5 separate regions of the Homo sapiens genome follow, and regions 2, 3, 4 and 5 are each linked to region 1. A link is a loop called in an ENCODE intact Hi-C map of the cell type or tissue named here. Cell type or tissue: heart right ventricle. All regions are shown on one strand.

Region 1 (5,000 bases):
AACCAATCTACATGTTTTGGACTAAAAAAAAAAATAGAGGTTGTATTCTCAGTGTCCGACTCGGAATTATGTTGCTGCCTCTCTGTGCTTTTGGCCTCTGTGTGGCCGTGTTTTGCCAGCATGAGATACTGTCCCCTCTGGAGGATTTTAGGGGAGGAAGAGCCACGTCCCCAGGGATTGGAGGAGGCTCCGGTACCCTCGACCCTCCTGGGTGTTGGTTGGAGCAGAACTGGTGAGGATGTTTGATCCGAGATTTTCTGAGCTCTCCCCAATCACCAGCTGTCTGCTGGGTTCTTTTCTCAAGTCCTGCTGCCCAGGCCCAGGTGAGACAGGCAACGCCAGGTCTGCAGGCCAGGAGAGATGCTGCCCAGGCCTCCTGGTTTCCAAGCTGGTCCATCACTGGCCTCTGTCCTTGGCAGAGACCTTGCTGCCCAGGCCCAGGGGCAGGCTCTTGGCCTGCCCCAGGCCCAGAGGGCTTCCCAGTAAGGCCCAGTGATCCCATTATCCCAGGGGCAAAACCACCTGTCCCCTTTTGAGCTGCCAGTTCCCTACAGCCATCCCCAGTCAAGGGTGAGGGTGTGGCCTTCACCAGGGGCTGCTGTAATTACCGAGCAAGGTCTGAGCTCTTCTTCAGCCTCAGTTCCCTCATTGGTTAAAAGGGTTCTTTGTTCCCATCCAGCCGATGAAGGAGCAAACGTCTGGCTATGTGAAGCCTAATTTACCTGCAGGAACTGGCAGGGATAGTCACTGGCTGGACTCCTGTTTACTTCTAGACCTGGTCAGGCTCCATCCCCTCCCCCACCTGCCCCTGATTCCCCTCGTCGGTGCCTGTCAACTGCTTTTCAGCAGTGGACTGCAGGGGAAAGAGCAGTGATTTGGGGTGAGTAGGCTTCAATTCCCAGCTCTGACCAGACTTGCTGTGTGACCTTGGGCAAGTTCCTTTCCCTCTTTGGAGCTTGGTTTCCCTGCCAGAGGAAACTGAGCTGGAGGAGCCTGAGGTCCTGCCTTTCATTGGCTGACACACCTCCTGTCCACTGTGTCACTCTCCAAGTGCCAGAGAAGTGGAGGCAGATCGCTACCCCAGGCTGAGATGGCCCCCACTGTGAAGGCCACGCCTGTGGGTGGGCAGCCACCTGGTGCCACCACAGGGCACCAGGGATGATCCTGATGTGGCAGGCAGGGGAGACTCACAGAAAAATCTGCCCAGAGCCTACCCTCACCAGACAAACTCTGTGCTCCTCCAAAACATCCTTTAGATGCAAAATAATAATAATAATAATAATAAATAAATAAATAAAAATCCAAACCCAAGTCAAAACCTTGGCTCCAGCATGAAAACACGTTTACAGGAAAGTGTTCTCCTGGGTTTGTGCCCACCATGGTGCGAATCCTGACCCAAGGCCTCCTGTCTCCCTTCAAAGGGAGACCCTTTTGGGGGATGAGTTTGCCAGACTCCCCGTGCTGGTTTCTTTGTTACTATTTGTTTGGGGTTTTGTTTTAGTTCTTTTTTTTTTTCTTTTCTTTTTTAAAAATATGTGGCTGTGAACTTGAATGAACACTGCTCAAACTTTCTGCTATTGGGGGGGGCGGGTGGGATGGGAAGAAGGGGCGTTTGTTTTATTCTTGGTGTTTTCAGTGCAATAAATAGCTACAAACTTCTGTGCACTCTGTGTGTCCCTGTCTTGGTCAAGCCCCTGAGCTGGGAGGTTTTTGTTAGTTTCCAGTTCCAGATCTGCCCCATGGCAAAATAAAAGTCCTGGTCTTCATTCTGATTGGACCAACTGTGGTCACATGCTCAAGGCTGAGCCAGTCACTGTGGGATTATGCCTGGACCACATGCCCCACCTGTAGAGCCAGGGATGGGGTCAGCTTTCTCCCAGGCACATGGGGGTACCCTCAACAAGAGCAAAGGGGTGGCTATGGGTTGCCTGAGCAGCCAAGAGCTAAAGCCTCTCTTGGGCCCTGGGGCAAGGTTCTTCTCCTCTGGGCCTCAGTTTCCCTGTACAATGTGGAGGTTATTCCACAAGTCCCCCACCCATTCTCTTCCCTCAGCCCAGCCTCACAGATGAGTGCTCAGGACTCACCATGCCAGAGAGTGCTTTAAAGAATGGGGAAGGGGAGGAAGGGTCTCTTTACCCATAAACATATGTCTGGACCTAGTGCCTGGGACACTTTGGTCCTTGGAGCCCGAGCTGCTGGCTTCTGGCAGGGCAGAGCCAAAGTGGTGATGCAGAGGCTTTGGCCACCTTCAGGCCACGGTAGAGTGGCCAACCTTCCCAGATACCTGTGTGAGATTTTCAGTGCTCAAAACAGGACAGCACCAGGCCAACCAGACAAGCTGGTCACCCATCCATTGCCCAGAGGCCTGGATGCCACGGGGCCAAGGAAAGGTGCCCATCGGAGCCCACAGTTCCCTCTAGACCATACTCCGGGTGCCTGGCACTCCAGAATCCCTGCACCAGCTGCCTTCCGGGTCTATCCTCACTGCTGGTGTGTGGAATGGCCAGGGGCAGTGTCTATAGGGAGTGTGCCCCTTGCACACAGGGGAGGACCTTCACAGTAAGAACACAGGCCAAGGCTGAGAAAAGCAAGAGAGGCTTGGGGGCTTCCATTTGCCACCTTTGCGGATGATGTTTTAAATTTGAATTAGATGCCAATAGTAAAAAATGAAGAGTTTTTTATTATTGCGGACATCACCGATGTCCTCAAGGGTTTAGTGGCAGGCGTCCTCCCAGCCCTGCCTTCACTTGCCCCAGTGGCTCCTGCCTGGCCCCTGCAGAAAGCTTTGAGGGCTTGGGTGGTCATTGTGTCCCTTCACCAGCAGGTGGCAGCACAGGAGCAGGTTTCAGGCAGTCCTTGGCCCTAGTACGTCTACCATGCCCTGTGAGATATCCTTTAACTCTCAAAAAGTACCGACTCCACTTAAAACACTATTATTATCTCACAGGAGAATGATGCTCTACAGTTCACAAAGTGCTTTCACAACACCTCTTGTCCTAGTTACAACAGTCCTATTTTGAAGATGAAAATGATGAGACTCAAAGGCAAAGAGACTTCTTGCAAGACTCTGACCAGTGCTCACCCCAGCCTTCTAACTCAGAGCACAGTGCTCTGTTCCCTCCAGGGGCCTCCCCTGCCCTGGTCGGTGCTGCCCTGTCCCTGGTCTCTGGACAGCCAGCGAGGAGTGACTGGGATTCTTAGGACCTCCTCCCCTTTTGACACTCTGTCCCCTTCCAGCTACTGTCTTCTCTCTCGGTTGTCTACACCCACAGTCTCCATACTCCAAAGGGCACTGCAGAGGGCCATTTCCCTTGCATTTTCCCACTGAGCGCACTGTGACACCTTCTCACCCTTCAGGACATGGCTCCAGCATCTTCTCTGGGAAGTTCCCTCACCCTCCCCAGCCTCCCCCGTCCCTGGGCTAGGTCCCTCCATGGGCTTCCACAATCTGCTCCACCTTCCTCACCACAGATCTCTGGTTTGAAGTCACCTAAGCAAGTTTCTGCAGAACTGTGTGCTCCTTGAAGGCAGGACAGCATCTTGTCCGTGCTCCGGATGTACGTGGCAGATACTGTCATTCTTGCATAGAGAAGACCCCTAGCAGATGTGCCCCTGGAATGAAGGAGGAGTGGAGGCTGTGTGGGCATGAGTATTCCACCCACCCAGAAATAACAACGGTTAACAGTGGGAACTGACTGAGTGCCAGGCACGCCCCACCTCTTTTATAGGTGCTCTCTCAATCTTCAGCATACCCCTCCACTGAGGGCACTACTATTCTCTTTATTCCGTTAATAAGAAGGTGCCCAGAGGAAAGGAACCCACCCAAGATGGCCCAGGGCACGAGGGAGGGAGGTGAGATTGAGGCTCTCAGCTGCTGTGAACACCTGCTTCCCACACCTGCTTCCCACACCTGCTTCCCTGGGGCATGCTGTGGCTGGGCTGGGCTCCAAGGAGGGCTCAGTGATAAGCTAGACCTGTCTCATGACTTCTGTCCCCCAAGAATCTCTGATGCCATTCCAGACAGTGAGAGACATGCAAAGAGCAAGAACTCAAGGAAGGCTGGGATGGGGGCTGGATCTGGAGGTGCAAAGTGTGCAGGAGCCCAGAGGAAGGAGAAGGAGAGATGGTGACTGGGCTGGATAAAACTTCGTGGGGTGCTTGATGGGATGGAGGCAGGGAGAGTGTGGAGGCCAGAGCAAAGGCTGGGAGCCCAGAACTGTGGCGGCAGGGTGAGCAGAACAGGCTTGGGAGGAGGCCATGGGGGCCGGAGGTGTCTAAGGGCTGAGTGAGCCCCGAATCTGCCATGATGTGGTGCCTTCTCAGGGCATGGGTTGTGCTAAATCTTTCAGGAAACATCCCCTGGCAGGTGCTGGGGGGTGTGCATAGGGCAGGGTGGGGCAGGTCCAGTCCCGTGGAAATGCCCTCTCCTTGTCCTTCCTCCTGGGACCAGCCCTGCCCTCCCTTCTCCACCCAGGGCCACCAAAGTCTCAGAGGCCACTTCCCTCAGGACGCCCTGGCCCAGCCATTCCTTCCCAGACCCAGGGCCTCAACTGGAGGTGGAGGGAGCTGGAGGGGGATGACTCCTTCCTTCCAGGAGAAAAGGGAGGACTGTCAGCATCCTCTCCCAAAGTGACCTTGGAGGAGTCACATCCCCTCTCTGGGCCTTCGTTTCCTCATATTACAATGACACTGAACCTGTGGGCCCCATATGTGAGAACTGAGCTGGCTGCTGCAGATTCACCAGGGAGTTTGCTAAACACACAGATGTTTTGGGCCCCACCCTCACAGAATAAGAGCCATTCTTCTGGGCAGGGGTCCAGGCAGCTGTAGTTTTAGTAAAAGCCCAGGTTTGGGAATTTGCATGGAGCATCCCTTCCCCCTCCCCGCATTGTCCCCACCCCGTTTCCACAGTCACAATGGCAGCCTGAAGATGCAGTTATCAGGGAGCCCCACCCCAGGCTTCCCACTTCCCTGTCCTCCCCTGACTCAGCTAGATCAAT
Region 2 (5,000 bases), 170 kb after region 1:
CCTATAGTCTCAGCAACTTGGGAGGCTGAGACAGGAGAACTGCTTGAACCCGGAAGGCAGAGTTGCAGTGAGCCCAGATCACAACACTGCACTCCAGCCTGGGCAACAGAGCAGGACTCCGTCTCAAAAAAAAAAAAGATGCCTGGGCCCTTAAAATATTAGCAGGAATATGAGGTGGACCTCAGTATCTTTTTATTTTTATTTATTTATTTATTTTGAGACGGAGTCTCGCTCTGTCGCCCAGGCTGGAGTGCAGTGGCGCGATCTCGGCTCACTGCAATCTCCGCCTCCCGGGTTCACGCCATTCTCCTGCCTCAGCCTCCTGAGTAGCTGGGACTACAGGCGCCCGCCACCATGCCCGGCTAATTTTTTGTGTTTTTAGTAGAGATGGTGTTTCACCGTGTTAGCCAGGATGGTCTCGATCTCCTGACCTCGTGATCCGCCCGCCTGGGCCTCCCAAAGTGCTGGGATTACAGGCGTGAGCCACCGTGCCCAGCCTCAATATCTAATATTAGGAAGCACTGTTTGAGAACCAGTGGATCACAACATATTAAGTGATTACAATATCAATTGAGTGGGTCATATCCAAAAATTCAAAAATGAAATAAGATAGAAAATAAAGAAAAATACTGTTTTGGGAATGTTGTTTCAGTTATACACACTTGCATATGTACGAATATCATTCTGCGTCATGACACAAAATGTATTTCTCACTATGGGTTACAGTTAAAAAAGGCGGCTATCACTCTAACCGCATTAGCTCACTTTATCTTCAGTGATCTAGGAAGTGGGTAGCTATTATCGCACCCTCTTTGTAAAAGAAGCAACAGTGGCTTAGGGCAATGATGGGACCTGACAGAGGGTCACACAGCTAAGTGGCAAAGCTGGGAATCAAACTCAAGCTGTTAGAAACCTATCCTCTTACCCGCTAGTCCAGGGTTTCTCAATGTCTAATCCATAAAACTAGCTGCAAAACCCTCTGGGAGGCCTGTTTTGAAGGCAGATTCCTTGGCCTGCCCCTACACTTGCTCAATGAAAACCTTTGGGGATGGAGCCTTATCAGCATTTTTTATAGGAGTTCTGCTACTCAGTGTGTGTATCCCAGAAGGCTGACAATGAGCTGTGCGCCCCTGCTATGTAAGATGGAGGACAGCTCTTCAAAACTCTGCACCACAACTTTAAACTCTAGGGGATTTTGACACGGGCTGTTATTATCTTTCTGAAAGGAGTCCTGCAGCGGGGCCTGGCCCTCTCGCTACCACTGTGCTATCTTGCCATGGACAATGTCCCAGACTCTTGACTGAGCCCTTTTTTGACCCCAGTCAGCCACCAGGTGGCCTTACCAGGTACTGGCTGCACATCCAGGTTTTTGTCTTTCTCAGTGTTGACGACCACAGCTCCTCTCATGAGTGGTGGGAAGAAGGGGGCAATAACAGACGCATCAAATTTGGTGATAGGGATGCTGGCAGGAAATGCCACCTGCTCAATCACCTCTGTCTCCATCGTGGCCCAAAAGTCCTCCACATTTACCTCATTAGAGCCCAGGAATTCAGGCCAGGTGAACTAGAAGGTCAGGATAAAGAAGGTCAAACTGTGGGAGTCACAGAACATCAGCAACACAACAGCCTACCCCGTCATTATACACACAGGGAAGCCAAGGCTTGGTGAAGGGAAGTCAGACAGCCAGGCACTGCCACAGGGCCTTGAATTTGACAGCTCTGTACCCACCTGCCTTTTGGTCACATTTCTTTCCCTCACACCATAGTACTCTCCCAGACATGAATAGTTCCTAAATCCCTTCTGTTTCTATACCTTTGTTTATGTCATTTTCCCTGTCTTACAAAGAAAGTGGAGCTACCATTTGAGTACCTGTTATGTGCCAGACACTTTGTAATGAACTACTAAAAAACAAGTCTGGGGATGGCTGAGGTGAGTATTCAAGCACTCGAAGAGACAGAACAATCACGTCAACACAGGTCTAGTTCCAAAGCCCAAACCCTTACTGCTGATACCAGGCTGGCAAGAACGAGCAGAATCCTATTGAGTAAAATTCCAGCCATTTTCCAAGGCCCTGTGGATTGCCGACATCCTCCCACACATCATCAGCACACAGCTATCTCCTCTACCCAGGGCAGCATTTACTTATCTCTTATAGACATCTATTAATAGCGCTTGTGCTACTCAATTTTTCTTCTTGCAATGCCCTCTTATATGGCTCTCAAAACGTGACCCGGATCCTAATACCTCAATCACAGTTGTATAGCTTACTTATTAGAAATGTAAAAACCTTGGCCACATCTTGAGCTGTATGAACTAAACTCCTAATTTTGCATTTAAAAAAGTTTCCTCAGAGGAATGGTTCTCAAAGGGTGGTCCTGGACAAGCAGCAAGAGTATCATCTGACAACTTGTTAGAAATGCAAATTCCTGGCCCCACTCCAGATCTCCTGAGTCAGAAATCCTGTGGGTGGGACCCAGCAAGCCCTCCACTGTAAAAAGTTGTGAGAACCACTGCCCTATGTAGTTCTTATACCCACTAAAGTCCAAGAACCACTGCTCCCCATAAAGGCTCCTCTCCTCACCTTATTCCTCTTTGTTTGCCACCTCACAGGGGTGCTTAGTGCATGCTCTGTGTAAATGGCACACCTAGGGGAATGAGGCCAGCTGAGTCTATCCTCTCCACAAGGAGCAAGGGAACAGGAAATGCCAACCCAGTACACAAACTAACCACAGGGTCCTCCTTTATACAACTCCGAGAGAGGGGCTGACAAGTCTCTTCATGGATAACAGCATATTTAAGTTTTGTTCAATAACTTCCTGTTTTAGTTCACAGACTTCAGGATACTCTCTCCCCACACATACCACACTACTCTCCACACACAAAACAAAGAAGTACCTCTATGAAAGAAGTACCTGGTACCACTGAAGGAAAGAGACAAGCAAACTGAGAGTGAAGGGAATGCTACTCCATTCTGGGACAGAGGAGCCTTGATTGGGACAGGACGGGTGCCAGGCAGGACTAGGAGATGGCACCTTTGCAGGGAGGTGGGCCTCTGTCTATTCTTGGAAACCATAAACTTGCTGTGGCCAGATATGATCAGAAGAAACAGAACTCAGAGTCGTAGGAGGTACTGGTGAGAATGGCAGTGCTTAGGGTGCAGACTCCACAGTCAGCGGCTGAGAAAGAGCAAGGTCAATCTCAGCCCCACCCTTCTCTGGCTGGGTGAGCTTGGGCAAGGCCCTTGGGCTTCAGTGCCTATGTCTATAAAAACCTCATGGGGTTGTAGGGAAAATTAAGTCATATAGTAAAGCACTTAGCACAGATTAAGAACTTGGCATAGTAATAAAATGCTCAATAAATCTTAGCTGCATTATTATTAACACTACTACTAGGCAAGCGGATTTGAATCAATCTGGAAACAGCCTCTAGATGAGATAACACAAACAAAATGGTTTAGTTGCCTGGTTTCTTACTTGGGAAGTAAAAGACAGGACTATGCATTCAACCCTTAATATGTCTAGTGGTCCTGCCAGAATACACCAAAGCTGTTCTCTACAGGTTCTGCACCTGCCTGATCAGTGAACACATGAGATGCAAGTCCAGTACCTGAAAGTCAGCTCATGTCCCAGGCTCTTGTTTACTATGGTAGAGTTCAGAGATGGAAACCTCACACTCCTATGCAACTACTGGCATATTCAAGGCGCAGTCCCTGCCTGTGAGTGTAGACCAGACCTCATAGCATGATCACAGGGAAAAGTAATCTATGGGATTTTTTTTTAAACCCTAAAGAAGGTTAAGGAAGATTTCCTACTGTTCTGTTTGCTAAAAGTTTTATCATAAATATGGGTGTAGAATCATACTGGACAACTTTTTTTTCCCCATACATTTAATGAAATTATCATATAGGGTTTCCCCTTTAATCGGTTAAGTAGTGAATTACATTAACATATTTCCTACTGCTGAAACAACCTTGCTTTCCTGTGTTTAACTTTGTCATGATGCATTACTGTGTTAGATCTGATTTGCTATTATTTTATTCAGACTTTCATCTATATTCATGAGTATATTCAGCCCCAATTTCTTCTCTTACATCAAATGTCTGATTTGGTTTCCAAAGTTATACAACCTTATATGATGAGTTGGGGAAACATGCCCACTTTTGTTACTTGCCTATGTTTGGAATAATATTTCTTGGATATTTGTTCTAATTAATCTATGAAGCCATCTGAGTTTGATGTTATTATTGTGTGAAAATTTTTCAGTTCAGAACCTAAGTTAGCTCAGGTCACTCTTTTCCTCCAACCCCTTCAGTGGCTCTCCATTTCACTCTGTGTAAGTCCTTAAAATAGCCCATGTTACCCTACATAGCGTCGGCCTCCTGCACTGTCTGGACCTCATACACCCCACCACTCCCTCCCTCCCTCCCACACTCTGAGCTGCACCACTGGTCTCCTTGCTGGTCCTCAATCATACCCAGCAAGCCTTCCTCAGACCCTGTTCGAGCTGTTCCCTCTGCCTGGAATATTCCTCCACAAAGCCACATGGGTTTCAGATCTCTACTCAAATGCTACTGTATCAGAGGGGCCTTCCCCCCTCACTGCCCTCTATAAAATACAAATGCCCTTTCCCATGACACTGTTCTCTCTCTCTTACCCAGCTTTACTGTGCTTCACAGCACTCACTACTCCTGGACAGATATTTGTTTCCTGTGTCCTCCAAACCAGAAAGTGAGCTCCATGAGGACAGAAACTTTGTTTAACTACTATCTCCCAGGTGTCTAAAACATGCATTTAGTTTATGTTCAATATATTTACTATATATATTTTTTGATACTTATTCACTGGATAAATACATTTTTCAAGTGAGTAACTGAATAAACAAATGCCTCCATTTCCATCTGGCATTCCCTAAATGAAATCTTGGGCTGTGGGAGGAAAAACTCACTTGCCTCACCTAGACAGGACTGGAGCTATCCACCCCCTGGGGATATCATATAGGAA
Region 3 (5,000 bases), 57 kb after region 1:
CAGTAATTACAGTTGGGGTCTGGCGGGGGTGGACAGGTATGAATCAAATAATCACAAATAAAGGTAAAGTTACATCTTGGCAAGGGCCAGGAATAGGGAGATTTGACCCAGAGGGAGGAGTCAGGGAAGACTTGCAGGAGGAAGTGACACGTGAGTCAAGGCCCTGGGGAGTGGGGAAGGGCGGCAGGGGTCAAGGGTCAGTATGAACAGAGGCCCTGAGGCCCGAGGGGACACTTGTTCCCTTAGCACTTAAAGGCCAGTCTGGAGTGGTAGGGGCAAGAGAGGAGTCCGGCAAGGGGCAGAGCAGGCCCTGGTGGGACAAGCCTGATGAGGGTGTGGAAGGGTATTATCTAGGGGTAGAGTGGCGGAGGGCAGTGGCGGGAAGACAGCTGTGGCTGGTGTGTGGAGAATGAGCCAGAGGAGAGGCGGGGCGCCAGAGAGCAGCAGGAAGCCGGGAAGGGGTCCAGGAGTGGTGGAGATGGTGGCCAGAACTAGGTGGTGGCTGAGAGATGGGGGCCAAAGCGGCAGTCCCTTCCCAGCGGAGCAAAGTCTGTTGTCCTGATCAGGCAGAGGGCAGAGCCAGGGACCCGCACGACCTGGGGAGCCCCTCCAGCTGCTCTGTGGTCCCCTTAGTAGTGTGCCCTCCCAGGGTGGATGTCCCTCCCACTCCACGGACACATCCTGGATTGGGCCCCCACACTTCTGTGGATTCCCCTGTACTAGGCTTTCTGACTCCTAGCTCAGTTCTCTCTGAGATTTCAGGGTTTGGCCCTTGACATTTTGCTGGAGTAATAATAACAACAACAATAGCACTGCTGTGTATTAAGCATTTACTAAGTGCCAGGCATCATCCCAAGCCCTTTGCATGTGTTATCTCAGTTCCTCCTCACAGCAGCACAACGAGGTGGGGTTGATTGTTAGCCCCATTTTGCAGGGAGGAAGCTGGAGCTCAGAGAAGCAAAGTCATCTGCCTGAAGTCACACAGAAGTCAATATCCTAGCTGGAAGGTTTTTTTTATCTTTCTTTTTTTTTTTTTTTGAGACAGAGTTTTGCTATTGTTGCCCAGGCTGGAGTGCAGTGGAGCAATCTCGGCTCACTGCAGCCTCCGCTTCCCGGGTTCAAGCGATTGTCCTGCCTCAGCCTCCTGAGTAGGTGGGATTACAGGTGCCCGCCACCACGCCCGGCTAATTTTGTATTTTTAGTAGAGATGGGGTTTCTCCATGTTGGTCAGGCTGGTCTCGAACTCCTGACCTCAGGTGATCCACCCGCCTTGGCCTCCCAAAGTGCTGGGATTACAGGCGTGAGCCACCGTGCCGGGCCAAAGTTTCTCTTTCTTCTACATCTGGCCCCCGCTGCCAGGATAGCGAGCTGTGTGTGCCTCCCTGCCCCCTAGTTTGTTAGTTGGGATTTTGCTTAAACAAATAGCTGGTTCCTCTTCCTCCTCTGATTTCTTCATGCAAAAAAGCCTCTGCTCTCCCTTTGCCCTCAACCCTAGGTGGACCCCCTGTAGAAGTCCTGAGCCAGCCCCGATGTGGCATCCCCAGTTTCCCCCCAACCAGGACACTGTAACCTTGTTTAAATGACCCAGGCTGGGAGTCTGAAATTGCAGGTCTTCCCACCTTGGCTTCTGACTCGCCTTGTGACCCTGAGCCCCTGGGCCTCAGTCTCCCCCTGTGCTCTCTGGGACTGGGATAGCAGTCCAGCATGGCTCTGTGCGTGGAGAAGGCCCTGTCTACCCTGTCCTGTGGGCAGCCTCTTCCTCTCTGATATCGCCTGCCCCTAGGAGTGGCTGTTTATTGGACCCCTCCTTCCTCTGGCTCCTGGGTAGGCCCCTCTTCCCCCTGGAAGCCCTCCCTCCAGGCTGCTCTCACACACCCAGCCAGGGCCTCCTGGGGTGGGGCACAGAGCTGATGGCCTCATAAAGATCTTAGTGATAACTTGGTTTTTCAATCAGGTTTATGGCCCTAGAAGAGAAAAGTTTCTGGGCTCAGCTTTCTGTTGCAAATAGTTTGCCTAAGAGAAGCTGGTGGGCACCAGGGCCAGTGTTAGGCCCACTGCACTGCACTGCCAGCCTCTTGAAGCTCTCTCTGGACTGTAGTCCAAGGGCTTTGGATGGGGGGCCCATCCCAGCCAAGCCTTAGTCTCGCTCTGTGACCTTGGACACATTAACTCCCCTCTCTGAGTCCCTGCTTCCACCTCAGAATCGGGGATCTTAATTCCTGCCCTGCCCACCTCCAGGTAGGGACAGATGCGGGGGACTCCTGTGAGGCATCTTTGCCTTCCAGAGGCCTCTCTCCTCCCAACACCTTTCTTCTCCTCCTACCCCTCCAGGGGCTGGGGCCGCCACCTGCTGGCACTCCTGGGTACTGCTGGAGGACTCGCCGTACTGTTGCCTTGTCTCAGTAATGCCCGGATGCCACTGATTATCCTAGGGAAACAGAGGGGTAGGGAAGGGTGGCAGTCCCCAGGACACAGACACTTAGGTAGTAGAGGGGATGCTAGAACCAGAGGCCCAGGGCATAGATGTCCTTATCAGAGAAGCACTGTGTCTGACCCACCGTGCTGAGGAGGGTACAGAGGCCAGGGAAGGAAAAAGGCCATACTGTGAGTCAAGTGGCCAGGCACAGGCTGGGACACAGAAGCCCAAACTCCCTGTTGAGATGCATTCCTGCAGCCTCTCAGGTGGATAAAGAGTTGGGGGCAGCACGGAGTACGGGTGTGTGTGTGTGCAGTGTTCAGTCCATGATCGGCCACTGCAGCCTCCACACTCGTCCCATGCCTCCCTCCTGCCCCCTTTCGTCCATCCTCCACAGTGCACTTGGGTGACCTGGTCTCATCAGTCCCCTGTTTAAAATCCTGCAGTGGCCCCTACTGACCCTCAGGATAAAAGTCAGACTCCCTCGAGCCCACAAAGCCCTGATGCCTGGCCACTGACCACCTCTCCAATCTTCCATCCCACTGCCGGCTCTCTGCCTCAACCATTCTTTTCTCTTTGTTCGAACCCATCAAGATCTCTCTGGCCTCCAAGCTTTTGCAGATGCTTTTCCCCCTGCCTCGAACACTGTTCCTACTCCTGAATGTGTGTGGCCTCACAGGCCTGCTTCCTCCCCACAGAAGCCCTATTGTACCTGAACAAGAACTCCCATCCACCCAGCTCATTATTCTCTTTGTCTCTTTCATCACACTCATCACAATTTGATATTATTAATTTGTGGTTTCCTCGGTGTTTGCTTGTGAACTCTGTGAGGACAGGAGGACAGGGCACATAGTAGGTCCTCAATTAACTTCTATCGCATGGATGGATGGTTGGAGGAACAGTTATCTTAGTGATAACTGGGTGTTAGATGGAGAGGCCCCACCCTAGGCCTGCTGTGTGCCCTCAAAAAAGTTCTGGTGCTCTCCAGACCTTAGGAGCCAGTGTATTCAGTGAGGGTGAGGGCCCTGCTCTTCTGGGGATCTATGAGCCATCTGCGTGTACCAGATGGACACACTCAAGTTGCCCACGGTCCTGGGGCTGAGAGGGAGGCCAGCAAGGGGGCAAGGAGAGGCTGAATGGGCAGTGTCTTGAAGCCTTTATCTCCTGGGACCCTGGCAGACCTCGGTGGCTACAGTCTGGCTCAGTAAGACAGTCCTAAGAATCTAGGGAGGGAATGTGGCCCAAGGCCCCTGCTGGTCTTTTGCCCACTCAGAAAGCCACTACACTGAGTGTCCAGGAGGTAGGGGGACAGTTCCCACTCTGTGCCTCTCTGGCTCCCCAGCCACAGGCACAAGGATCTACGTGCTCTGCTCAGGGCATGCATGGGTGGAAGGACACTGAGCTGGGGATCAGGAGTCCTGTATTCTAGCTTCCCTCAGCCCCACCGTGAACCTCAGACAAGTCCCCTCCACTCTCTGGGCCTCAGTGTCCATGCCAGCAGAAGGGACATATCTTAGGGTCCTGACGTCTAAGATGACTGTGTGAGCGCCTGGGGTATGTGTGCTGCTTCCTCATCACCCCCCACCCCCACCCCACAACTCTGCCTGGGGAGCCTGGGAGTGGGGGCAGAGCCAGGAGCGTGGGAGAGCCAGATGTGGTGGCCGCTGCCCTGCCTGAGTGAGGGCTGAGCGGCCTCCTGGGAATTCTCCCACTCAGGCTCCCTTTCCGGTTCCCTCCCCCTGCCCCACTGAGAGCAGCAACTTCCGGCTCTGACAAGCGTGGGTGGGGGAGGGGGGTCTTAGCACGGGGGTCTGTTCAGCCTGGTTCCCTCCTCTGGGGAAGAGCATGGGCTTATGAGTCTAGACAGAAAGCCTCGGTTCCAGTCCCAGTCTGTGGCTGACACATCACAAGGCCTTGCACAAGTTCCTTTCCATCACTGGCCTCAGTCATACCGGCTGTGTAATGAGCATGTTGGTGAGCTTCCCTCCAGCCCTGATGGTGGACTTCTATGACAGCAGCTCTTGGTAACACCTGAGGATCAGTCACCTTTTTTTTTTTTTTTGAGATGGAGTTTCACTCTTGTTGCCCAGACTGGAGTGCAATGGCGCCATCTCAGCTCACCACAACGTCTGCCTCCCGGGTTCAAGCAATTCTCTGGCCTCAGCCTCCCGAGTAGCTGGGATTACAGGCATGCACCACCACACCCAGCTAATTTTGTATTTTTAGTGGAGACTGGGTTTCTCCATGTTGGCCAGGCTGGTCTCAAACTCCTGACCTCAGGTGATCCACCCACCTTGGCCTCCCAAAGTGCTGGGATTATAGACGTGAGCCACCGCGCCCAGCTGGATCAGTCACCTTTTGTGGCACTTTCTTGTTTTGCTCGAGGCTTGACAAAATGCCTGTGGGCATGGCTTATTCAGGTCTCTCCACAACCCTGTGAGGTAGGCACATGTGTCCCCATTTCACAGTTGAAGGTACTGAGGCTCAGAGAGCTCAGGTCATATCATCTCCCAGCGTCACATGGCTGGGAAGTGGTGGAGCTGGGTTGGAGCTGCCAACATCAGAGTCCAGACATTTAACTCTT
Region 4 (5,000 bases), 190 kb after region 1:
TAAGTTTTAAGAAATTACTTAAAAAACAGATAAATCATTCATGTTAACCTCCACCCAGAGGTCTGCCAACGTGTAAGAAATGGGATGTGCCTTTACCTATAGCTTTGATACATTACATGGAAGCAGCCAGACCCTCAAACAGCTCCCACTCTGGAAAATGGGCCTTACCTTCACCTCACCAGGGCCAGATGGCTGTTGAATGGGCTGGCCCAGCTGCTTCAGTGTGCTTGGCTTCAGACCACAAGTCCTCACAGAGGGAGTCTTATCTGAGAGAACCAGGAGCCAAACTGGTGACTTAAGTGCATTCAGAGTCTCCCCAAGTCTCTATGTCCGTTCTCAACCCCCCACTCCTGTCCCTTTCCTGTCAGACAGCCCCTCCATCCCAGGTATGTCCCAGCCCTTACCACTCAGGGAAAAGGCCTGCCTGGCCCTGGGCAGTCCCATGCTGCTGCCTCGCCCCACGTTAACTGGGGCTGGCAAAATTGCTCTCATGGGTCTTGCTGCAGCCAGTAATGAGGGCTTGCCCCGTGCTCTGCCTTTAAGCTCTGGAGCTCTGGACCCAGGGGTAAGCAGGTCAGCTCTGAAAAGAATAAGAAGAGAAATCTGGAAATTCTGGAACAAAGGGAAGAAAACCAAAGCGCAATCTCTACATAGTGCTTTCTTAGAGGATAGTATTGGGGTTAAACTGTCAAGCTTTAGACAGATTGAGTTCAAATTCAACCACTAAATAGCTGTGTGGCCCTGGACAAGTAATTTCATTCTTCTGTTAACTTCAAGTTTCTAATATGTAAAATGGAACAGTAATTACCTATACAGTATGGGGTCATTGCGAAGACACAGAAGTGTAAAACGATGTCTACAGCGTGTAATGCCAATCGCTATTATAGCTGTAACATCTAATCTACCTCTAGTTAGAGCATATACTTATGACAGCAGCTTAGAGACCCTAGAGAACAGAGTCCATGTTTGCTTCATCTTTGCAGCACCAATGTTGAGCACATGGCCTATACCACAGAGGAGGCCTCAATAAACATTTGCTAGAGTGATTTACGTGTCTCAAACAAAAGGTCTAAAGTGCACAGCTTCATCCTTTAAATATACAAAACCATCGCCAAAGTATATTGCTACATGATTTTTTTTAAAAAAAGCAAGATGGGGCCGGGCGCGGTAGCTCACGCCTGTAATCCCAGCACTTTGGGAGGCCAAGGCGGGTGGATCACAAGGTCAGGAGATCAAGACCATCCTGGCTAACACGGTGAAACTCCGTCTCTACTAAAAATACAAAAAATTAGCCAGGCGTGGTGGCAGGTGCCTGCAGTCCCAGCTACTCGGGAGGCTGAGGCAGGAGAATGGCATGGACCCGGGAGGCGGAGCTTGCAGTGAGACGAGATGGCGCCACTCCAGCCTGGGCGACAGAGCGAGATTCCATCCCAAAAAAAAGCAAGATGTATTTGGGAGGCCAAGGCGGGCGGATCACCTGAGCCCAGGAGTTCAAGACCAGTCTGGGCAACATGGCAAAACCCCATCTCTACAAAAAAAAAAATACAAAAATTAGCCAGGTGTGGTAGTGCGTGCCTGTAGTCCCAGCTACTCCAGAGGCTGAGGTGGGAAGATCGATTGAGCCTGGGAGGATGAGGCTTCAGGGAGCTGTGTTCGCACCACTGCACTCCAGACTGAATGACAAAGAGAGATCCTGTCTCAAACAATAAAAATAAACATAAAAATAAAAAACAAGATGTAGAAGTATGTATGTTGTGCTATGATTTGTGTTAAAAAAAAAATGGGAAAAATATATATACACACACACACATACATATTTGCATACAAGGTATACAAGGTATTCTTATTTTTCCAGGAAAAGCCAGCCAAAGTTAAAAGTGGAATTGGCTTCTGGTGTTCATTGCGGGCACAATTGTTACCAGTTGAGAACCATTGATACAAATAAGGGTCTTCAGTTACAAGAACACAACTTCCTCAGGGAAGGGATATACACAGAATCCAATTAAGCATTTAAGGAGGAAAAGGGGAGAAAAAGATAGTGACTTCCTCCGACTTGCAAGGTACTTGGTTGCATGTTTTATATACAATCTTCAGTTTGTACAGTCAGCCTGTGAGGATAAGATTTTCTAATATCCAACTCAAGATTCTTCAGAGGAGAGAACTGAGGTGAAGAGACATGAAGTGACAATGCCCAAAGTCAAACAGAAGCCAGAAACAGTCAGAACCAGTACTGAGTTCTCTGACTATAAGGCCAGAACTCTTTCTACAGGATGCTTTAATAAAGATTCTCTTTCCAAATCCAGTATCCAGGACTGGTAACTCATAGTTTTAATACTGCCCAGAGCCTATACCAGCAAGACTCTAATTAATGCTTTAGGGAGACTGACAAGAAGAGATGTGTAAGTAATCTGACAGCAGTACATGAATAGCAGAGTCCGGGGGAAGGGACAATCTTTATATATCTCTAGGCCTTGGTTTCTGTATCTCTAAAACAGGAACCATTGCCTGGTCTCTGCTGCCTCTCTCAGGCATGCTGTACAGACATGAGATAAAAGAAACATGGGGCATTTCCAAAGCCCTATATTATACAAACACACTGACTTACCCTGTAGGTTTTTTAGGAGCAGGGAGTGGACTGGAGGTACTTGTCCCCTCGGATGGTGTTGGTACGTCTGCTCCAGGACTGTCATTGTCAGTTGTCCCCAGAGTGACCTCAGGCTGCACACCACTTTTGACGACTGGCGTCTTAGTGACTGCTGTACCACAATTCCCGGGAGCTTCCTTAACCAAAACATGGGCATCGGAGATGATCACTTCCTCCCACTCACTCTCCTCACCTACTTCTCTGGGAGGAGCTACGTTCAGGAGCTGGCTTACAGCTTCCGAATTCTCCAGAGTCAGTTTGGAGGCATTTTCCTTAGAGGAATTTTGCTCAGTGGTGACAGGTTGCTGATTTCTTTTCACCACAGAGCCTTTGGAAGAGACGCCAGAAGCCAATTCCACTTTTACTTTGGCTGGCTTTTCCTAGAAAAATAAGAATACCTTGTATACATAAGGGATTTTACAGTTGATGACATTCACAAACATTCTCTCATTTTTAATAACATATGGGCAATAAATAAGGAAACTAAGGTCCATGAAAGGAAGAAGTTAACTTAAGATCTCAAGTGTAAAACTAGCCTGAATCTAAGTTTTCTGGCTACAGGTTCCTTTCACTATAGCATTAAATGCCTTCGTTTGAATAAAACTGTTCATCTTCTAATGAATTCTTATTGAAAAGCTTCTCCAGGTTTCATCAACCAAATGTTGGCATTTTTTAGGTTTACATTTAGTTTTACATTATTCAAAGGCTACTTCTGTGTGTCTAGAAAGAGGGTGACATACTGCCATACAGGGCCTAAAAGCCCTAAGTTGTTCACCTTGGTGGTCCTTTTATGAGATTCAGTTAATCCCAATGTGGCCGCAACCTCATGTGGACAGATTCAAATTTTCCCATCTCCTTTGGGAAAAATTCTGTTTTTTGTCCCAGATTCTTTAAGGAGAGTCTTAAGAATGACTTGCACATATGTCACATACTTTGCACTGGATCAAATTAACTCATGCATTATTATGTGCTACAAATATTCAAACTCACTAAAAATGGCAGCTGCTATTTCAGCTAGACCTGGCTTTAAAAAGTCCTTGGTGTCTTAGCTTTTATCCAATTAGCACTGCAGTGGAAATAATAGTATTATATATACACACATACGCTTTTAAAAATGTTTTTAAATAGTGGTTGTCTTCAGAAAGGTTTTCTACCCACCATGTATATCATAAAGGGCACTGTAAACTAGGAAACATAAAGGCTGGGTTCTATCAAGCTTAGCTCCACTCCTAATTAGTTATGTGGTATAAGGCAAGCTTCAATTGAATCCTCATTTCCCCTTATGAAATAGCAAAGGGTTGGGCTCTCAGTATTTGTCAACAGGAGCCAGACAGCATTTTGGGTGACCTAATTCTATAGTGTGTAGGACCTCCCTGCACATTACAGAAAGTTTAGTGTCTGTGCCAATGTCACTAAATTTCAATGATTTATCTCCCAGTCGCTTACTACCCAAAAACCCCTCAACATTTCCAAAGCCATCTGCATACTGCACTTCTAGTTCAGAACTGGTAACAGCCAGGCGTCATGGCTCATGCCCGTGATCCTAAGTCTTTGGGAAACTGAGGCAAGAGGCTCACCTAAGCCCAGGAGTTCAAGACCAGTTTGGGAAACATGGCAAGACCACATCTCTACAAAAAAAAAAAAAAAAAAAAAAATTAGCCAGGCATGGTGGTATGCAGCCTGTGTGCCTGTGTTCCCAGCTACTCGAGAGGCTGAGGTGGCAGGATCACTTGACCCCAGGAGGCTGAGGCTGCATGAGCTGTATTCATGCCTGGGTGACAGAGCGAGACCCTGTCCCTGTCTGGAAAAAAAAAAAAAAAAAAAGAGCCAGTAACAGGTGACCTCTTAAGAGCTCTTTGGTAAAGCATTCTCAGATTCTAACACATAATAGCCCCTAAGAGTGAGTTAACATGGAGAAAAATTCCAAGTCAAGTGCACAGAGCTTATTTACTGCAGGAGAGGGAAAATTTAGCAGAAAAACAGGAGACTAAACTCATTTTTTGAGATAAGATTTTTGAGCAAACACTGCCTACTAAGTAGGCTATTTTAGACAAAAATCACCACAGAAAGATTGGGTAATTTAAGCAATCTGAGCAAAACAACTCTACCTGGTGATCTCACATTTCATTAACTCAGCCTACTCATTTTAGATGTTACTTTCAAAATTCTCTGAGGCTGCAGGCTCAGAGAGACCTCAACTGCTGCCATCAGAGAGCCTTAAGAATGAAGCCTTGAGCTAAACAGCCTTATATACTATCTTTTGTTTTATCCAACTCATTGGGAACTATGCCACATATTTCTTGGGCTAATTTTAGCCAGTATGAACTCTAGAACAATACAACAAAAGGTGAGTCAT
Region 5 (5,000 bases), 180 kb after region 1:
CAAGTTTTTACCTATAAAATTGATAAACTTAAAAAAATTATAATATTTACAAAAACAAAGTCAACAGACAAACTTAATTATACTTCTATACTAGCAATGAATAGCTAGAAATTGAACCATGTCATTTAGCACTGAAAAAAAAAAGTAAAATACTTATATGTAAGTCTACCAAAATATGGGCAGGACCTATATGCTGAAACTAGAAAAACTGACAACCTATTAAAATGGAGAGAAAGACTATGGACTGGAAGATTCAACATTGTTAGGCATGTCAAAATTTCCCAAATTGATGTGTACAGATTGAACACAATCCAATTAAAATTCAAGCAGGACTTTGTAGATATTGACAAGCTGACTCTACAGTTTATACGGAGACACACCTATTAGAATGGCTGAAAAACAAAAACAGATAATGCTAAGTACTGGCATGTAGAGCAAACTGTAACTTTTACCCATTGTGGGAAGGAATGCAAAATGGTACAGCCACTTTGGTAATGCAGTTTTCTTATAAAATTAAACACACACTTACCACATGACCCAGCAATCTGACTCCTAGGTATTTACCCAAGAGAAATGAAAACTTAGGTTCACACAAAAGCTGGTACACAAATATTTGTAGCAGCTCTATTTGTAACTGCCAAACACCGGTAGCAAACCAAATATCCTCCCATGGGGAACAGCTAAACAACCTGTGGTACATCCACACCACAGAAAACTACTCCACAATAAAAAGGAATAAATCACTGATAAACACAATATGGATGACTCTCAAAGGATTAACTTACTGAAAGAAGCCAGACTCAAAAGGCTACGTGCCATAATTGCTTTCACATGACATTCTGGGAAAGAGAACACTATATGGATAAAGATGAGATCAAACAGTTACCAGAGGTTGGGGGAGAGGGATGGGTTTAAATACAAAGGAACAGTAAAAGAGAATGTTTTGGGTGATAGACCTGTTCTATATATTGATTGTGAAGGTAGTTACACCACTTAGTGCATCTGTCAGAACTTATGGAACTTGGAGCAACACACTTAACTACATGTAAATTTTAAAATACATGTTGACTAAATAAATATATAATCCTGAGTACTAGCCTGGATAGACAACAGGGTAATAGGCACTTTTGTTAACTGTTGGCAAGAGCATAAAATAGTACAAACTCAATCTAATAATATAAGACATTAAAAACATGAATTCAAAATAAAGCACCATTAAGTTCTAAGACAAAGAGAATACATCAAAAATACACTTTCATCTTCAGCACTCAATTCTACAAACAAAACTTAGGATTCAACCAAAGTCTTAAAATGGCTGGTACACGGTGAGTGTTCCACAAATGCCTGATGTTGATGAATAATAGGGGAGGAAAGGGTAAATGTGCAGCAATTCCACTTCTGAGTATTTGTCCAAAAGACAAATTAGGGCTGTACACAAAGACTGAATCACAAAAGTGTAAACTGGAGCACCATACATCCCTATAAAAATGGTCATGTACTTCTCTACTTGCTGGCACAGGAAGATGCCCACAATGTACCCCTAAGTTTAAAAAGCACATTCCAAAACAACATCTAGCACAACCGTACTTTTGTTCAAAGAAAGACTATAAACCTATACATCCTATAATTTCTTATATTCTGCACAGATGAATAAACATTTCTGGAAGATTGATCACACTGTTAAATAAGTGTTTATCTCATGGCAGTAGCAATGCTCTTGATTTTTTGTTTCCTCTTTTTATTTGTCTGCATTTTCCAGCCCTTCCACAATGAAGATCTGTTATTTTAAAGATCCCAGTTGAGAGCTTCAACACTTGAGAGGTAAAAGTCATCTTGTGGGACTAAGACATTTAGGAAGAAGACTCCCCCTTCCTCAGAAGCCCCATCTGAGAAGGCCCAGTCCTCAAAGGGCCAGAGGTCTCATCCATAGAGGCAGTTCCCAAGCCTGCTTTGGGATGCTCTGAGGGAAGAGAAGGTTGGCACCCACCTGTGTAGATGTCTATGAAGCTGTGCAGGGCCAGACAATGGGGGTTCAGACACATCTTCACCTGGGCAGTCACTGTCTGCAGACGGCTGGCTGTCAGCAGCCAGCACTCCTGGGGCCCAGCCAGGGAGCTAGTACCAGAAACATCACCAACAAAAAAAAAGAAGGGAAAGAGACTTCTTTATGGAGTTCCAGGGCTCAGTGATCAATGGCAAATTCTCATTTGCTGGAGCTTAGGATTTTCTAGGTAGGTATTTCCACTTTGTTGGAATCTGTGGAATCATCCCTACAATTAATGTAACTCTGAATTTATTACATAATTTAACCAATCCCAATGAACTCCCAAACCTAAACATTGTGTGGGGCAGTCCAGATGTAAACTAAATCCTAATCTGGTGATAACTTTCAGGCATTTCAACAGAAATGATAATTACCAATTATTACTTTACTTTCAGCAATCAGAAAGTTAAAGGAAGCCTAAAAACGGCAGAGAATAACATCTTCACAGTTATAGTTTTAATGTTTTCTGAAGAAAAGAGCAGTATGAGCCAAATGGGATGGGGTAGCTAGGGGCAGAGTTAAGGGGTGCTTACTTTTGTCCCCCTTTGAATAATGGGCTGCTACAGAGAAGGCACTGCGTGGACGGAGACTCATAATAATTCGACCAAGAGGTTTGCTCGATGGTGACTGTCTCCTCACTCACGTTGGACAAGATAAGTCGAGAGCTGTTGAGTTCATGAATCAAGGCGAAGACCTCAGCCAGCTCTGACTCATTCTCAGGAATCTGCAGGACTTTGCGCAGCAGCTGCAGTGTGGACTGGCGCTGGATCTCCCTCTGGGCTGTGCTCAGGGGCTCTGTGGCATTCAGTACATCTGGGAGTGGTGAGCTCACCTCCTGGGAAGAGAGTGGATTGATCACCAAGCACTCAGAGCAGAAAGAGCCAGCTTCAGGCTAAAATAATAAAAGTCTGGGAGCAGCAGACAGATGGGGCCCATGACTGATAGGTGGCAAACCTAGGTTCCTAACCAGCTCAGCTAATAACTCACTGTGTGACTAAAGGCTGGTTATTTTTCTCTGTGGGGCTCAGTTTCTCTACAGGTTGAGCACCCCAATCCAAAATGCTCTGAAATCTGAAATTTTTTGACCACTGAGACAACATTCAAGGGATATGCTCATTAGACATCTCAGATTTTGAATCACTGGATTAGGGATGCTCAAGCAGTATGTATTCTGCAAATATTGCAAATTATGAAATAATCCAAAACACTTCTGGTATCAAGCACTTCAGATACAGGATAGTCAACCTGTATCAGTAAATGAGAGGATTATATACAACTCTTGGTAATGGATTCAACACTTAGCTCTCATTCATCAGGTATGGGGTTTAGAGGATAACAGACCCAGGTTTCAGTTCTGGATATGCCACTTAACAGCTGTGTATGTGGGACCCAAGGCAATTTACTTAATCTTTCTGAGTCTCAATTTCCTCATCTGTGAAATGGGGCATAAAAATAGTAATCTCTTAGAGCCATTATACAGATTAAGTAAGATATTATAAGTAAAGCACTTAGCACAATGCCTATGGTGCAATGAAGGCTCTATGAATGATAGTTTTGATACATAAACAAGTATCTGCACTGCTTAAAGTTATCTGTCTTTAATTCTCGGTGGCTTCTGGGTACAAGGTAATTTTGTATACCAGTCAGAGGCTTCCAGGAACAATGTTCTGAAATACTCATTAAAAATAGGTCTTTCTCAAGCAGGTCTCTCTTCAATGGAGCTTCTCCCTGATCCTTTTTGCCAAGGCAGCATAAATCACTCCCCGCTTTGTGTTCTCTGAGTGCACCCCTTGACTGCAGAATTCATCATCTGACAGCTGCTAAACCACCACCCTCCCCGCTTCAGTAAGGGTAGGATTCTGCTTATTTACTGATTCCCAACCAGCATGATGCCTGAGACACACATAAGATACTGATTCATATGTGATGGACATATTATACATGGCTCTGTAGAAGTTAAATGCTTAATGCTATAGTTTGGATGTTTACCGTCTCCAAATCTCATGTTGAAATGTGATCCCCAACGTTGGAGGCAGGTCCTAAAGGGAGGTACTTGGGTCAGGGGGGCAGATCCCTCATGAGTAGATTATCGTGGGGCAGGAGCAAGGGAGGTGGTGAATGAGTTTCGCTTCCTTTTTCTGTATGTGATCTCTATGCATGCTGGCTCCCCTTGCCTTCCACCATGAGTGGAGGCAGTCTGAGGCCCTCACCAAAAAAGATGTTGGTACTATGGTTCTTGTACAGACTGCCAAATTATGAGCCACATAAACCTCTTTGCTTTATAAATTGCCTAGCCTCAGGTATTCTTTTATAGCAACACAAAACAGACTAGGACACTTAATAAGGAGCTTTTTATTAACTCCGCATACCTATGACAACTTTCATTTGTAATAGCTTGGTTATCTTTCTCTCCCACTAGACTGTAAGCTCTTCAAGGGAAAGGGCCACGTCCTATTCATCTCTGAAAGCCTGGCCCATAGCAGGCATTCAATATAGGCTGGCTGAGAGAATTAATTAATCAGTGGCTACAGAAGAGCTGACTAACACTAGAATGAGCTGCCCCGAGAGGCTGTGTGTTCTCAGTCATGACTATGAAACCACAGCTGGAAGACCACTTGGCAGGAATACTGTCCCGTGACTCTCGCCAGAGATGAAGGATAGAAAGGACTAAAGACCATTCCATCTCAGAGATGTGAAAACATCTGGCTACCAGGGGGCTCCAAATGACAACACACAAGAAGATCCCTGTGGTTCTGACCAGTGCTTTATTTTCTGGAAAGCAGTAATTACACTGTATTTCTCCAAACTTTAGGAGATTGGAAAGTGATGGAAGGTCTGCAGATGAGGGTCCTGGGGGTGGGCAGTTCTCAGTTAACCAAATACAGATGGATATAAGTTTAAGAGTGGGATTTGAAATTGGCAAGAGGTCCCTAGATAATTTCCTATGTCACCTGAG

The links. A loop is a pair of places that touch in the nucleus more often than their neighbours do. Peaks named below come from ENCODE experiments on the same cell type or tissue, not always from the same donor. Only the 100,000 strongest peaks of a DNase experiment are listed, where the experiment ranks them.
Region 2: a loop joins it to region 1, with 2.1 times the contacts of the local background. A loop is called at or near these places in 14 of 110 quality-filtered maps.
Region 3: a loop joins it to region 1, with 15 times the contacts of the local background. A loop is called at or near these places in 98 of 110 quality-filtered maps.
Region 4: a loop joins it to region 1, with 4 times the contacts of the local background. A loop is called at or near these places in 29 of 110 quality-filtered maps.
Region 5: it touches region 1 in a loop (2.3-fold over the local background); 36 of 110 quality-filtered maps call a loop at or near these places.

Annotation. Positions count from the first base shown.
Region 1 is chr5:150,216,156-150,221,155 of GRCh38, reverse strand. CAMK2A (calcium/calmodulin dependent protein kinase II alpha) reads left to right here. Exons shown (of 19, transcript NM_015981.4): 19 at 1-1,665. Among named protein-coding and RNA genes, the nearest start is that of SLC6A7, 29 kb to the right of the region's middle. In heart right ventricle, CTCF peaks have their summits at 2,602 and 2,809 (motif pointing right); a DNase peak (open chromatin) is centred at 2,815.
Region 2 is chr5:150,042,029-150,047,028 of GRCh38, reverse strand. HMGXB3 (HMG-box containing 3) reads right to left here. Exons shown (of 20, transcript NM_014983.3): 16 at 1,344-1,563. Among named protein-coding and RNA genes, the nearest start is that of CSF1R, 42 kb to the left of the region's middle. In heart right ventricle, no CTCF peak of the experiment used is centred here; no DNase peak of the experiment used is centred here; H3K27ac peaks cover 3,516 bases.
Region 3 is chr5:150,159,145-150,164,144 of GRCh38, reverse strand. No RefSeq gene overlaps it. Among named protein-coding and RNA genes, the nearest start is that of CDX1, 5.1 kb to the left of the region's middle. RefSeq lists enhancers at 2,310-3,219, 4,006-4,075. In heart right ventricle, CTCF peaks have their summits at 416 and 2,365 (motif pointing left); DNase peaks (open chromatin) are centred at 454, 2,354, 2,770, 4,052 and 1 weaker place; H3K4me3 peaks cover 65 bases; H3K27ac peaks cover 5,000 bases.
Region 4 is chr5:150,022,286-150,027,285 of GRCh38, reverse strand. It overlaps HMGXB3 (HMG-box containing 3), which reads right to left. Exons shown (of 20, transcript NM_014983.3): 7 at 2,606-3,024; 8 at 405-580; 9 at 169-266. Among named protein-coding and RNA genes, the nearest start is that of HMGXB3, 24 kb to the right of the region's middle. In heart right ventricle, a CTCF peak has its summit at 2,525; no DNase peak of the experiment used is centred here; H3K4me3 peaks cover 504 bases; H3K27ac peaks cover 4,118 bases.
Region 5 is chr5:150,034,515-150,039,514 of GRCh38, reverse strand. HMGXB3 (HMG-box containing 3) reads right to left here. Exons shown (of 20, transcript NM_014983.3): 12 at 2,578-2,879; 13 at 1,988-2,115. Among named protein-coding and RNA genes, the nearest start is that of HMGXB3, 36 kb to the right of the region's middle. RefSeq lists enhancers at 3,919-4,128, 4,249-4,298. In heart right ventricle, no CTCF peak of the experiment used is centred here; a DNase peak (open chromatin) is centred at 2,773; H3K27ac peaks cover 880 bases.